Linked DNA regions of Homo sapiens: region 2 is linked to region 1. Evidence: chromatin contacts called from ENCODE Hi-C data. All regions are on one chromosome and are shown on one strand. The core of a region is the stretch at or near the end of the contact, and the rest is flanking DNA. Distances in the headings are between cores, read along the strand shown. Region 1 holds the start of TXNIP (thioredoxin interacting protein). Region 2 holds the start of MCL1 (MCL1 apoptosis regulator, BCL2 family member).

Region 1 (6,731 bases), core at 85-2,584:
AGTAGTCTACACACCCATATTTTCCTTTGAAGGATGTTCCCAGAGGCCTGTGTCAAGAAAATGAAAATTTTAAAACGCTCTCCAAGAACAGTAAGTGATCAAAGGAGGGCAAGATATTTTAGACAGAAAAGTTCAAAGATGCATTTAGCTGATATTTACCCCTGAGGAAGCTCAAAGCCGAACTTGTACTCATATTTGTTTCCAGGTCTCATGATCACCATCTCATTCTCACCTGAAGGGAAAGAAAATCGAGTAGCCATTAGGCTTGCTGTTACACTTAAAATGCATCTGTGTGATAAGGAATGCTTGGGTGGCATGCAAGGTATTGAAGTACCCCCAATTTCATCCCATATATATATTTTTTAATCCATCCCATATTGTTCTTAAAGAGAAATTCTGATGTATTTTGTCGGGCAGCAAGTTGCCAAGCCCTGCAATACTGAAAGATTCACCCAGGACAGTTCTCTACTAACATCTCAAATAGGAAGTAGACAAAGAATAAGCAACTTATGCACACATAAGACTTTAACTACCCGAGGCAACGCCCCTCAGGATCCCCTTTAGGACACAGCACCATAAAAAATTGTACAAATCACCCTTTTTTTTGGGGGGGGAGGAGAATGTCTGCAAATTAAAACAGAAAAAAGGAAGCAACAACACGTAATTCAAACCACTCAAACTGAGCAACTTAAAACATTTCGTACAGGTTTTGTGTATTCAATTCTCTTCTCTAATCAGCTTTCACCCTCCAACAATGAATTGGGCCGCTTACCTGTTGGCTGGTCTTCCAGAAGAAGCGTGTCTTCATAGCGCAGGTACTCCGAAGTCTGTTTGCACTGCTGGGATCCCTGCATCCAAAGCACTTTAGCCACTCCGCAAGCCAGGATCCTAACGGCTTTGACACGAGTAACTTCACACACCTCCACTATCACCCGGCCAGCCACCTTCTCGCCACTGCCGTACACCTTTTCAGGGTCGTTAAAGACCACCTCAAAAGACTTGATCTTCTTGAACATCACCATGATGGAACTGAGTTGGTTTTAAGAGTTAGAAATGACGGTGGAAGAAAAAAAAAGCTCCAAATCGAGGAAACCCCTTTGCAAAAAATTATTTCACTTTAAGGAATTAAGGTATTCTTAAGCAGTTTGAGCTTAAAAATAAAATAAGATTTAAACAAATGAATATTAACTACTAGGTTTTCGAAAAGGCGCCTAAAAAATATACGCCGCTGGTTACACTAAGCTAATTCAGAGAAAAAGCCTTCTTTCCCCCAATTGCTGGAGAAAAGATCCGATCTCCACAAGCACTCCTTTGGAGAAAAAGAGGGGTTAGTTTCAAGCAGGAGGCGGAAACGTCTCTATATAGTAGCCCGGGCCAGAAGAGCCACGCGAGCGCTGGCCCGGAGGCTCGTGCTGCCCTCGTGCACATCCCTCCCATTGGCTGCCCGGTCCTTGTTTACCAGGAGCCCGACCAATCAGTGAGATCGCTGTGGCGCGTGGACACGGTGTGCTCCTGGCTGGGAAAATGGTTGTTGCGCTCTGGAGCGGCGCAGGGAGGGGGGAAGGAGAGGAAGGAGAGGAAGGAGGGGAAGGAGGGGGCTGTTGAGCGTCTTCTCCCGGGTCCAGTGGAAGGAGGATCCCACTGACCCTAAAACCTAGCCAGGGCGACAGGCCATCGGAGGGCGGGTGTGGACGTTTCTGGTCTGAGAGCGGTGTTTTGAGGTAAAAGGAAAATGTGCTTATGAGGGAATTTCATGCCTAGTCTTAGCCAGTGCAGTTACTTTAGAGCCTGTCGTTATTCCTGGCTCATAAATAGCAAGTGTGTGAAAATCCCATAGCTCCAAGAATACTTTCAGGTTTGGGGCTGTGGAGCGCAGAATGCTTGGTGTTACTGTTCAGGAACAGCCCTTTGTCCTTCTCTTGCCCCGCATCCCTATTAAGTATAAAAAACACCACCGTCTCTGAGGGAAAGGAGAACTTTCAGGCCTCATTGTGTGTGTAGGACCGATGTCTTCTCCTTCCCGTTCCAATCCCTTGGGGCTAGGGCTGGGGGCTGCGTGCCTGTGCTGTTCGTCACCCACCCCCAGCTTGTACCCTCTCTTCTGTTCTCTCTGTTCTGTGGAACGGAAATAGGAGGGGCGTGTTTACATCCTGTTGCTTATCCTGTCATCTCTTCAATTTCTACCTGCAAAGTTGGGGAACACTTTGTCTGTGTTCCCCATTTACCTCATTACCTCTTTAGTGAGGTGTGTCCAGGCGCTCATTATCTCCCACTTCCTACCTGCTTCTGGAGGAAAAGGAAAAGCGGGAAAAAAAGGATGCTTCACTCTTTTCACTTTTTTCCAGTTATGTTCACTCTTTCTTGTCTCCATCCCCTCTTCCAACTCACTAAATCAAATGTACATCCATAAATCTGGTTAAAAGTGAGAAAGTCCTCTTGTTTATATCCAAATTTTCAGTGGAGAGATGGCCACACACCTGTTTGAAGGAACAATTTTAAAAACTATTTTCAAAGGTTTTTCCCTAAACGGTTTAGAAAACAGTAAGAAGGAAAAGAGAAGAAAGATCGGTCAACAGAGCACTATAAATTCAAGCCAGAAGAGACCCTACCCTCTCTCTTCATTCTTTGTTGGTTTCGTTTGGCCAGCTGTCAGATGGATTTTCCCCTGCTGGCTGTGAGATGCTTTAGGAGCTGAGTACTGAGAACTTACTCTTAAATGTAATAGGAAAAACCTGTATGCAAAAGTGCAGGGATTCTTCCTCCTTTTATTTGATTCATAGACCCTTCCTATATCTGTGCTGGGGTATCAGAAGATTATTATTTAATTCCTTGTGCTGGAAAGAGGAAGATAATGTCCCAAGATTGAGATGGGGAGGTAATTAAGAAGCATTCAAGTATATTGAAACCCTACCCAATCAGCAAAAAAAAAACAATATTCATTGCTGTTAAAGAGCCTTCTTCCTTCCTCAGACAGCCTAGCTGGATTGACACTCTAAGGCTAACGAGAGTTACAACTCAACCCCAATATTAAGCAAGCTCAAGAATAGGCATCATGAGTCTCTTCGAAAACACACACATGCATTAAACCCCAGGAACATGTTGATCCTTAGGGTGTGTTTGAGGCGGCACCCTGTTCTAGAAACTTAACCAGCTAGGCTTGAGGTGTTTTCAGTTGGTTAACAATATTGATTGAGTTACTGGGAGCAGAGGAGGTGGAACTCTGACTGAAGTAATTTTTTTTTTAAGGTGGAATCTTGCTCTGTTGCCTAGGCTGGAGTGCAGTGGCCTGACCCCAGCTCACTGCAACCTCTGCCTCCTGGGTTAGAGCGATTCTCCGCCTCAGCCTCCTGAGTACCTGGCATTACAGGCATGCATCACCACGCCCAGCTAATTTTTGTATTTTTAGTAGAGATGGGGTTTCACCATGTTGCCCAAGATGGTCTTGAACTCCTCCTGACCTCAGGTGATCCACCCGCCTTGGCCTCCCAAAGTGCTGGGATTACAGGCGTGAGCCACCGTGCCTGGCCTGACTGAAGTAATTTTAAAAGTTCAAAATTGTGGCTTCTGGGAGAACGTTTAGTTTGATGGGTATGAAAGTGTAACTATCAAACATCAAAATGCTGACAAATATATGAATCAATATTGTTAACTACATAGTCAATATTGTTAAATATTGTTAAATCTTAACTACATACATTTTGAGGGAATAGGAAAGATGGTGGCTAGTGATGGATCAGGGTGGTGGTAATATGGGACATCTTAAGACATCCAACTCTCAACCAGGTTGGAATGCAGTGTCACTTGGCTCACTGAAACCTCCACATCCCAGGCTCAAGTGATTCTCCCACCTCAGCCTCCCGAGTAGCCGGGACTACAGATGTGCTCCACCACGCCTAGGTAATTTTTGTATTTTTGGTAGAGATGGGGTTTCACCATGTTGGCCAGGCTGGTCTCAAACTCCTGCTCAAGCAGTCCGCCTACCTGGCCTCCCAAAGTGCTGGGATTATAGGCACCCTTTTCCCTTTCAATTTATTTGATATTTATGTGGGCACATCTCTGAAGTACTGAATTGCTGAGTTTTAAAAAATCCTATGACAATTCTCTCGTTCTAAGTTTCTCTTCTGGGCTCTGGTTTCCTTGTATCTTCCCATTTGCAGAGCTCACTACAGACTACGTTGCTCTGTGTTATGCCTGGGTTCCTTTAAATGCCAAAAAATTATTTAGCTTTGGCAGCAGCTGCTGCCTACCAGGCCTGTAGCCAAGGCATGTTCTGAAGTGGAGTCCTCCTGGACACGGTTGTTTACGACCTTTCACCTTGTAACCTGGTATTCTGATAAAAACCTGCCCCGATTCTCCTTTCCCAGTTCTTGGGTCTAAGAAGAAAGAAATTTTGTAAACTCTTGTCCTAAAATCAGGGTATAAAAACACTTGTGAGGTTTGGGAAAAGGGGTGGGCCAAGGAGGAACAGCAAAGTAGGGCACAGTCAAAGAGTTTTGCAAGTTGGATCATCTTTATCTGCCCCTTCTCTACCCTCTTCAGTCCCAGTGCCAACAGGAAACCAAGTGGTGATTGTTGTTTGTTTGCTTTACTGCAGGTGACAGAATAAAGCCAGCAGTTTCAGGGAGGGAAGTGCCCTCAGCACTTTGTTGCCAGTCAGAGACAAGACACTGATTGCATTTCTCTTTTCTTTAACCTCTGGCCTGACAAACATTTAGAACATGAAGACTCATAGTTCTTAATGCAGAACAAAGCCCTTTCTTGGTCCTTTTAATCACTTCTCTCACCTCTACTCTGTAAACTTCCCTTTTACCCTTACCCATTTTCCTTTCTCTCTCTCTTTTTTTTTCCACATAGGGTCTCACTCTCAACCAGGTTGGAATGCAGTGTCACTTGGCTCACTGAAACCTCCGCATCCCAGGCTCAAGTGATTCTCCCACCTCAGCCTCCCGAGTAGCTGGGACTACAGATGTGCTCCACCACGCCTAGGTAATTTTTGTATTTTTGGTAGAGATGGGGTTTCACCATGTTGGCCAGGCTGGTCTCAAACTCCTGCTCAAGCAGTCCGCCTACCTCGGCCTCCCAAAGTGCTGGGATTATAGGCACCCTTTTCCCTTTCAATTTTTTCCCTAAGGAATTTAGAGGCAAATTAAGAGTTTGAAGACTGCCCCAAGTCATAGATCAATAAGAATAAATTAACAATTGTAAGCCAGGTGTGGTGGCTCATGCCTGTAATCCCAGCACTTTGGGAGGCTGAAATGGGAAGATCACTTGAGGCCAGGAATTCAAGAAGATCACCCTGGGCATTGTAGTGAGACCCCATCTCTCTTTAAAAAAAAAAAAAAAGGCTGGGCGCGGTGGCTCACGCCTGTAATCCCAGCACTTTGGGAGGCTGAGGCAGGCAAATCACGAGGTCAGGAGATTGAGACCATCCTGGCTAACACAGTGAAACCCCGTCTCTACTAAAAATACAAAAAATTAGCCGGGTGTGGTGGCAGGCGCCTATAGTCCCAGCTACTCGGGAGGCTGAGGCAGGAGAATGGCGTGAACCTGGGAGGTGGAGCTTGCAGTGAGCCGAGATCTCGCCACTGCACTCCAGCCTGGGCGACAAAGTGAGACTCCATCTCAAAAAAAAAAAAAGAATTGTATAGCATGTTAGAGTTCCAAGTGACTTTTTAAGTAATTGCCATTTATTGAGCACCTATAATGAACCAAGTCTTTTATATAATTATGTCAGTGATAATTATCTGTCATCTGTCATGTTGTTCTAGAAAGTATTTGAGGTTGGCCGGGCGCGGTGGCTCACGCTTGTAATCCCAGCACTTTGGGAGGCCGAGGCGGGCGGATCACGAGGTCAGGAGATCGAGACCATCCTGGCTAACACGGTGAAACCCCGTCTCTACTAAAAATACAAAAAAAATTAGCCGGGCGTGATGGTGGGCGCCTGTAGTTCCAGTTACTCGGGAGGCTGAGGCAGGAGAATGGCGTGAACCCGGGAGGCGGAGTTTGCAGTGAGCCGAGATTGCGCCACTGCACTCCCGCCTGGGCGACAGAGCGAGACTCCGTCTCAAAAAAAAAAAAAAAGAAAGTATTTGAGGTTAGATTGTTTCATTTAATTCTCTCAATAACCTTGTGACTCGGTGTTGGTTCAGTCAGGCTCAGAAGTGAAGTAATTTGCCTGAGGTCACAGATTTTGTAAGTAGAGCAAGATCTTGAACCCGCCCATGTCTGTCTAAAAGTATGTACTATAAAAATGTGTTGTCTTGGCTCTCAGTGCTTTGATACACAGTATCTTGTTTGATTCTCACAATAGTCTAATAAAGGATTCAGGGCAAGACTCAGAGAATTTTAGAGTTAAATGGGACTGTAGCAGTCTTTTATTTTTTTAAAACCAGTTCTTATTTTGGTTAAGTGACTTGACCTGGGACATAAGCTAGTATCTGGTGGAGCCACTCTCCAAACCCAGGATTCTCTTTATTATCTATTTGTTTATTTTGTTGTTGCCCAGACTGGAGTACAGTGGCACAAGCATAGCTCAGTAGCGGGAACTACTAGGAACACACACCATACTCAGCTAATTTTTTTTTTTGAGAAAGGGTCTTACTTCATCACCAGGCTGGAGTGCAGTGACATGACCATGTCTCACTGTAACCTCAACCTCCAGGGCTGAGGTGATCCTTCCACCTTGGCCTCTTGAGTCAGCTGGGACTACAGGCACATGCCGGGCTAATTTT
Region 2 (6,731 bases), core at 2,545-5,044, 4.6 Mb after region 1:
ATATAAATATCTGTAGAGGGAGCAGAACAATCAGCAATTTCAAGGAAGGACAGGAAATAAAAGGTTAAGTCTGATAGAACAAACATCAAGACTGAAATCCAAAGATGCCAATGCAAAAACTTGCAACAAGGTTTGGGAATCATTAATAGAAACAAAACAGTAAGTATTTGCTTTATTGACATACTAGGCTTAGACCTGTGTGTGTAACAAGCAAGCCTAATAATAGCACCATGGTTAGACTAGCCTGCTTTTCCAAGCCATCATTTTATAATTTATTAAGCAAACAAGGGATCAAATGTCTCTCCATCCACCTGATGTGATCTTTTTATATGCACACAGCTAATGAGTTCCATTCAGCTGAAAATCTTTTAGTAAAAGCTTTAAAGATGAGCCCATGAATTCACTTTAAATTTCACCAGTTAAATTAGGTCAAATGGAAGGAACTCAAATGAGTATTGCCCAATCAGAGCCCATTATTTGTAAGTCATCAGTAACCTTAAAACTCCACTTAGACCTAATTATTGAAAACTTGCATATAATGAAGTGAAAGAATTTCCATTCATCAACCTCTCAATCCCAGGTTTTCAAAGAAAAACCTAAGGAATACTTACCAAAATCAGATAAGAAAATTTAAACCTGCATAGTTATCAGATTTGTTCCACTACAACCAGTCTGCATACAGTTACACATCAATTCGTTCTGTATACACTCTAGAACTGAACAGAACAAAGTTTAGCATAGAAAAGCTGTAAGAAACAGGTTCCTAATTACGGAAGTTGCAAAGTTCAAAAGGGTATGAAAAAAACTAATGTAAATTCGATACTTCCTTCGTTTCAAAGAAATAGACTTTCTGTAAAAATATATACAATTTTTACAAATACATTTACAAGCTGTCTTAAGAATTGAGGATATCCATATTCATAACTAATTACTGAGCCTTCCGTCAAGTATTATTGGTGATAAACTAGGCTAATAAAGTAAGAATCATGGAAACCAAGCCAAAGTATAACAGGTATAAAAGTCCTGAACACTTGGACTTTCTAAGAAGTATACTGGGAAAGCTAATTAGAGAGAGGAAAAGCTTCCCTTGTACAGTACTGAGGCTTACAGTCATAGTTCTATTACTTGTAACTTTTACACAGGTCACTGGCATTCTTAGTGCTTCTCTTAACACTACAGTAAATTAATGAATTCGGCGGGTAATCAATTCTATGACTTGCCTGGCTACTGGCCACTTTCCTGTTCTCAACAAGGAAATTAAGTCTTTCCACCCTACCATCTTCACTAAATCTAAAAGTCCTCCTCCATAGCTTCCCAAACAAAGTTTGTTTGTTGCTGAAACTGAACTTTGCTTCTTTCAGACAGTGACTCTTCAATCAATGGGGAGCACTCTTCCCATGTATTTATTCTTGTTAGCCATAATCCTCTTGCCACTTGCTTTTCTGGCTAGGTTGCTAGGGTGCAACTCTAGGAAGTTACAGCTTGGAGTCCAACTGCATAAACTGGTTTTGGTGGTGGTGGTGGTTGGTTAAAAGTCAACTATTGCACTTACAGTAAGGCTATCTTATTAGATATGCCAAACCAGCTCCTACTCCAGCAACACCTGCAAAAGCCAGCAGCACATTCCTGATGCCACCTTCTAGGTCCTCTACATGGAAGAACTCCACAAACCCATCCTAGAAAACAAAAAAGAAAAGCACATTTTCAAGTATGGGTTTCTGCTCTCTTACAACACTACTATCCAGAGAGAAGGTAAATTAAAATATCTAAGGTTTCCCCCTAAAGCAATAGTAAACCAATTATTATTCACCCCGGGGCAAAAAAAGAAAATAAGTTCTTCAGTTTCTTAAGCGGGGACCCATGATAATTAAACTTCATTTTACAGTACTATCTTGGTCTTATTAGGATTTATCCTAACAAAAGGACTTCCAGAGTTCCCATGAGGTAAAAGACGAAAACCCTTATTCTCAAATCTCCACCACCTAATATTTCAGTAACGCCTCAATTGCGCAGATCAGTTTTTCTCAACGTAGTTAAGTACATCCTGCATCAGATCTGGGTTTGTTTAAAACGCAGGCTCCACCCCATATCTTCTCCATTAAAACAGGCACCGCCTTAGGAATTATTTCAGCTATCCTCCCCTGGTGACTTATTTTTTCATGGTTTGAATCCACTGAAGAGTATTCAACTGAATTGGAACAAAAAATTGCCTAGAGAAAACCAAGATTTTTGATACAATTCAAGACCGCCATACCACTATCTCTAAGGATCCACTACTTAAATCAACATCAAATAAACAATGGTCCTTTAGTTAGAGCCTGCAAACAGCCGTGCGTCATAAAAACCTTTAGATATCCCCACCTCTCTAAAAAAAATCCTTCATTCTACTTCCACTCCAAGGCCCCTTTCATCCTTAAGGCAAACTTACCCAGCCTCTTTGTTTAACTAGCCAGTCCCGTTTTGTCCTTACGAGAACGTCTGTGATACTTTCTGCTAATGGTTCGATGCAGCTTTCTTGGTTTATGGTCTTCAAGTGTTTAGCCACAAAGGCACCAAAAGAAATGAGAGTCACAATCCTGCCCCAGTTTGTTACGCCGTCGCTGAAAACATGGATCATCACTCGAGACAACGATTTCACATCGTCTTCGTTTTTGATGTCCAGTTTCCGAAGCATGCCTGAGAAAGAAAAGCATGCAGGTCCTCACGGCCTCCTTTGTCTAAACCGGCGCAAGATTCGCCTGCCCACCCGCGGCGGGAAAATCGCTACTGGGATTTACAGAACTCAGGTTGACCCCACTTGAAATTGACATCCCACCCTTTCCGGTCTTTGAACAAGAGCTGCCATTTCCAAAAGAATCAAGATGGGCGGAAACAATGACTCATGGCCAGAATATTCTGGCTTCAGGAATAGGATGAGACACGTTTCAACACTGACTCGTTTCGGTTTCCAACCCACCCTTGGCGGGTGAGTCCGGGGAGAGATGGAAAAAAGGGAGTGAGGCCTTGGCGATTAATGAACCCCCTTACCTTGGAAGGCCGTCTCGTGGTTGCGCTGCACGCCATCCCCAACCCGTCGTAAGGTCTCCAGCGCCTTCCTGCTGGTGGCCCCAGACCTGCCCATTGGCTTTGTGTCCTTGGCGCCGGTGGCCTGCTCCCGAAGGTACCGAGAGATAATCTCCAGCGACTGCCGGTACAACTCGTCCTCCTCCTCCTCTGCTGGCGGCGGCGTCGAGGGTAGTGACCCGTCCGTACTGGTGTTATTACCAGATTCCCCGACCAACTCCAGCAGCGGCAGGACAGCCGGCCGCTTCCCGAGAGGCTCCGGCTCGTACCCGTCCAGCTCCTCTTCGGGCGACATGATGGCGTCAGCGGCCGGGGCTTCCATCTCCTCAAGCGGCGCCGCGCGGCGGGTGGGCGCGAAGAAAAGCAGCCTCGCGGGGGTCGCGGTGACGTCGGGGACCTCGGCGCCAATGGGCGGCGGCCGCGCGACCCTCCGGGAGTCTGGCGTGAGGGTGGACGGGGGGCTTGCGCCGGCGCTTCCGCCAATCACCGCGCCGGCCTCCCCTCCCCCTATCTCTCGCCGGGCCGAGGCCTCCTTCTCCGTAGCCAAAAGTCGCCCTCCCGGGCGGGTGGCGCCGCCGCTGCCGGCCCCCAAGCCGGCCCCCCCACAGTAGAGGTTGAGTCCGATTACCGCGTTTCTTTTGAGGCCAAACATTGCCAGTCGCCGCCGCCGCCTGGCTGAGAAAACTGGGGAAGACCCCGACTCCTTACTGGAAGGAAGCGGAAGTGAGAAGTGGCGAGCAGCTCCTTTATCACGGTTTTAGGGCGGCCAGTCCTACGGGGTGGCGCCAGCGAACTCTTTTTTTTTAAAAAAAGTATTCCCATAAAAGGGGAAAGGGGCGGCAGCTTCCGGAGGGTTGCGCACGGCACCTACCAGCTGCCCGGCCGGGCCGGGGCGGGGCCGGGGCCGGGGCCGGGGCCGGGGCCTGAGCCGGGGCCTGAGCGGGGCCTTCCGGTCTTCGGAGGCTCTGAGTGCCGGTTACGTAACGGCGGCTCCGAGCGCCTGGGGTCCTCCCAGAGCTCCTGGGCTCGAGCTCTTTCCATGAGCACCTCGGGCCTTCTCGTGGCTACCTCTGTGCTTCCCTGAGACCTGATTTGTGAGCCCTTTTTGCTGGTTTTCGCCAGAGGTTTTTTACCAAATCAAAATTTCAACCATTGACTAACACAGGGGTTGAAGGAAGAGGACGGGGAAGTTCAGTGATGGATGGGAACAACAGTCTTAGATGATAGGGATAATTAAGAGGGCATAGTTGGGGACTTGTGGTTATTTTGCACAGCTCTCTACTCTCAGTCCAATGTTTGGAAATGAGGATGCTCCACGTGCTACCCTAAAGAACCATTTATGTAAGTGGACTAAGCTAAAACTGCCACAGCTAAACTATTCCTGCCTCCCTGCTTGCTTCTCCCATCTCTGTTCCATAGTCTTTGGTGCTATTTACATATAGGCCTTAATCCATTAGAATCTCGTCTGAGAGTCTTGACACCATTTTTTGTTTGTTTTGAGACAGTCTAGCTCTGTTGCCCAGGCTGGAGTGCAGTGGGGCGATCTCGGCTCACTACAAGCTCCACTTCCCACGTTCAGACGATTCGGTACCTCAGCCTCCCGAGTAGCTGGGATTACAGGCGTGCGCCACCACATCTGGCTAGTTTTTGTATTTTTGGTAGAGATGGGGTTTTCACGATGTTGGCCAGGCTGGTCTCGAACTCATGGCCTCAAGTGACCTGCCTGTCTCGGCCTCCCAAAGTGCTGAGATTACAGCTGTGAGCCACCTCGCCCAGCTGATTATTGTATTTTTAGTAGAGATGTGTTTCATGCGCGTCTGTGTGAAGACACCACCAAACAGGCTTTGTGTGAGCAACATGGCTGTTTATTTCACCTGGGTGCAGGCGGGCTGAGTCCGAAAAGAGAGTCAGCAAAGGGTGATGGATTATCATTAGTTCTTACAGGTTTTGGGATAGGTGGTGAAGTTGAGAGCAATGTTTTGTGGGCAGGGGTGGATCTCACAAAGTACATTCTCAAGGGTGGGGAGAATTACAAAGAACCTTCTTAAGGGTGGGGGAGATTACAAAGTACATTGATCAGTTCGGGTGGGGCAGAAACAAATCACAATGGTGGAATGTCATCAGTTAAGGCTATTTTTACTTCTTTTGTGGATCTTCAGTTACTTCAGGCCATCTGGATGTATACGTGCAAGTCACAGGGGATGCGATGGCTTGGCTTGGGCTCAGAGGCCTGACAATGTGGTTTCACCATGTTGGCCAGGCTGGTCTCAAACTCCTGGCCTCAGGTGATCCACCTGCCTCAGCCTCTTAAAGTGCTGGGATTACAGGTGTGAGTCACTGCACCCAGCTGACACCATTTATTTTTGTACTGATAATAAGGCACATTTGACTCTAGAGGTTTGTAAAGCCCTTGAGAACAAGGATCTTCTTATATGCCATGTATGTTAGTTAACGTTAATTAAAGCAGCCTTTTTGTTAAAAGATCTGTAAAAATAATAGCTAAAATTCAAAAGCAAGGTGCTGAGAGACATAGGAAAGGTGAGCAAGCTCACTTTTTATTTATTTTTTTGAGATGAGGTCTTGCCCTGTCACCCAGGCTGGAGTGCAGTGGCACCATCAGTGCTCATTGCTGCCTCAACCTCCTGGGCTGAAGTGATCCTCCCACCACAGCCTCGCGAGTAGCGAGGAACACAGGTGCATGCCCCTATACTTGGCTAATTTTTTTATTTCTTGTAGAGATGGGGTATCACTATTTTGCCCAGGCCGGTCTTGAACTCCTGGACTCAGGTGATCCTCCTACCTTGGCCTCCCAAAGTGTTGGGATTACAGACCGGGCTCTGTGCCTCATGCCAATAATCCCAGCACTTTGGGAGGCTGAGGTGGGTGGATCGCTTGAGCCCAGGAGTTTGAGACCAGCCTGGGAAACATGGCGAAACCCTGTCTCTACTAAAAACACAAAAATTAGATGGGTGTGGTGGTGCGCATCTGTAATACCAGCTACTCTGGAGGCTGAGACAGGAGAACTGCTTGAACCCAAGAGACGGAGGTTGCGGTGAGCCAAGATAGTGCCACTGCACTCCAGCCTGGGCAACAGAGCAAGACTTGGTCTCAAAAAAAATAATAATAATAATGAGGCCTGGCGCAGTGGCTCACACCTGCAATCCCAGCACTTTGGGAGGCCAAGGCGGGCGAATCATCTGAGGTCAGGAGTTTGAGACCAGCCCAACCAACATGGAGAAACTCCATCTCTACTAAAAATACAAAATTAGCCGGGCCGTGGTGGCACGTGCCTGTAATCCCAGCTACTTGGAAGGCTGAGGCGGGAGAATCGCTTGAACCTGGGAGGCGGAGGTTGCGGTGAGCTGAGAGTGCGCCATTGCACTCCAGCCTGGACAACAAGAGCGAAACGCCATCTCAAAAATAAATAAATAAATAAAGTGTTGGAATTATAGGCGTGAGTCTCCCTCTTGGCCAAAAGTTCCTAATCCCCAAAATGTCACAGTTTAGTAAGGTGATACGGCGTCCATACCACCCATTTATGTTTTGGGCAGGACCTAGAACCATAGGGGTTTATAGTATGAGTGGCAAGGATAGAGCATTTTGTGGTTATAGTGAATAAGAAATAGTTTCTCTATTTAAGGAATGTCTAATCTTGTACAGCAACTAAC

Evidence for each region. Hi-C counts contacts between places; a loop is a spot of excess contacts on that map. Pooled maps may share reads with other maps.
Region 2: a loop to region 1 is called in a map of gastrocnemius medialis, with 5 times the contacts of the local background. The contact joins the promoter of MCL1 here to the promoter of TXNIP in region 1. A Hi-C loop is called at or near these places in 1 of 168 maps with a recorded cell type or tissue (gastrocnemius medialis) and 12 of 50 pooled maps.

What each region holds. Positions count from the first base shown.
Region 1 is chr1:145,995,245-146,001,975 of GRCh38, forward strand. It overlaps TXNIP (thioredoxin interacting protein), which reads right to left and starts at 1,335. Exons shown (of 8, transcript NM_006472.6): 1 at 773-1,335; 2 at 160-232; 3 at 1-47. The coding sequence starts at 1,022.
Region 2 is chr1:150,575,816-150,582,546 of GRCh38, forward strand. MCL1 (MCL1 apoptosis regulator, BCL2 family member) reads right to left here and starts at 3,795. Exons shown (of 3, transcript NM_021960.5): 1 at 3,028-3,795; 2 at 2,429-2,676; 3 at 1-1,676. The coding sequence starts at 3,715. The coding sequence ends at 1,560. It overlaps LOC107985203 (a long non-coding RNA gene), which reads left to right and starts at 4,015. Exons shown (of 3, transcript NR_186818.1): 1 at 4,015-4,404. RefSeq lists enhancers at 2,053-3,252, 2,213-2,931, 2,932-3,649, 3,698-3,992 and silencers at 3,566-3,695, 3,766-4,105.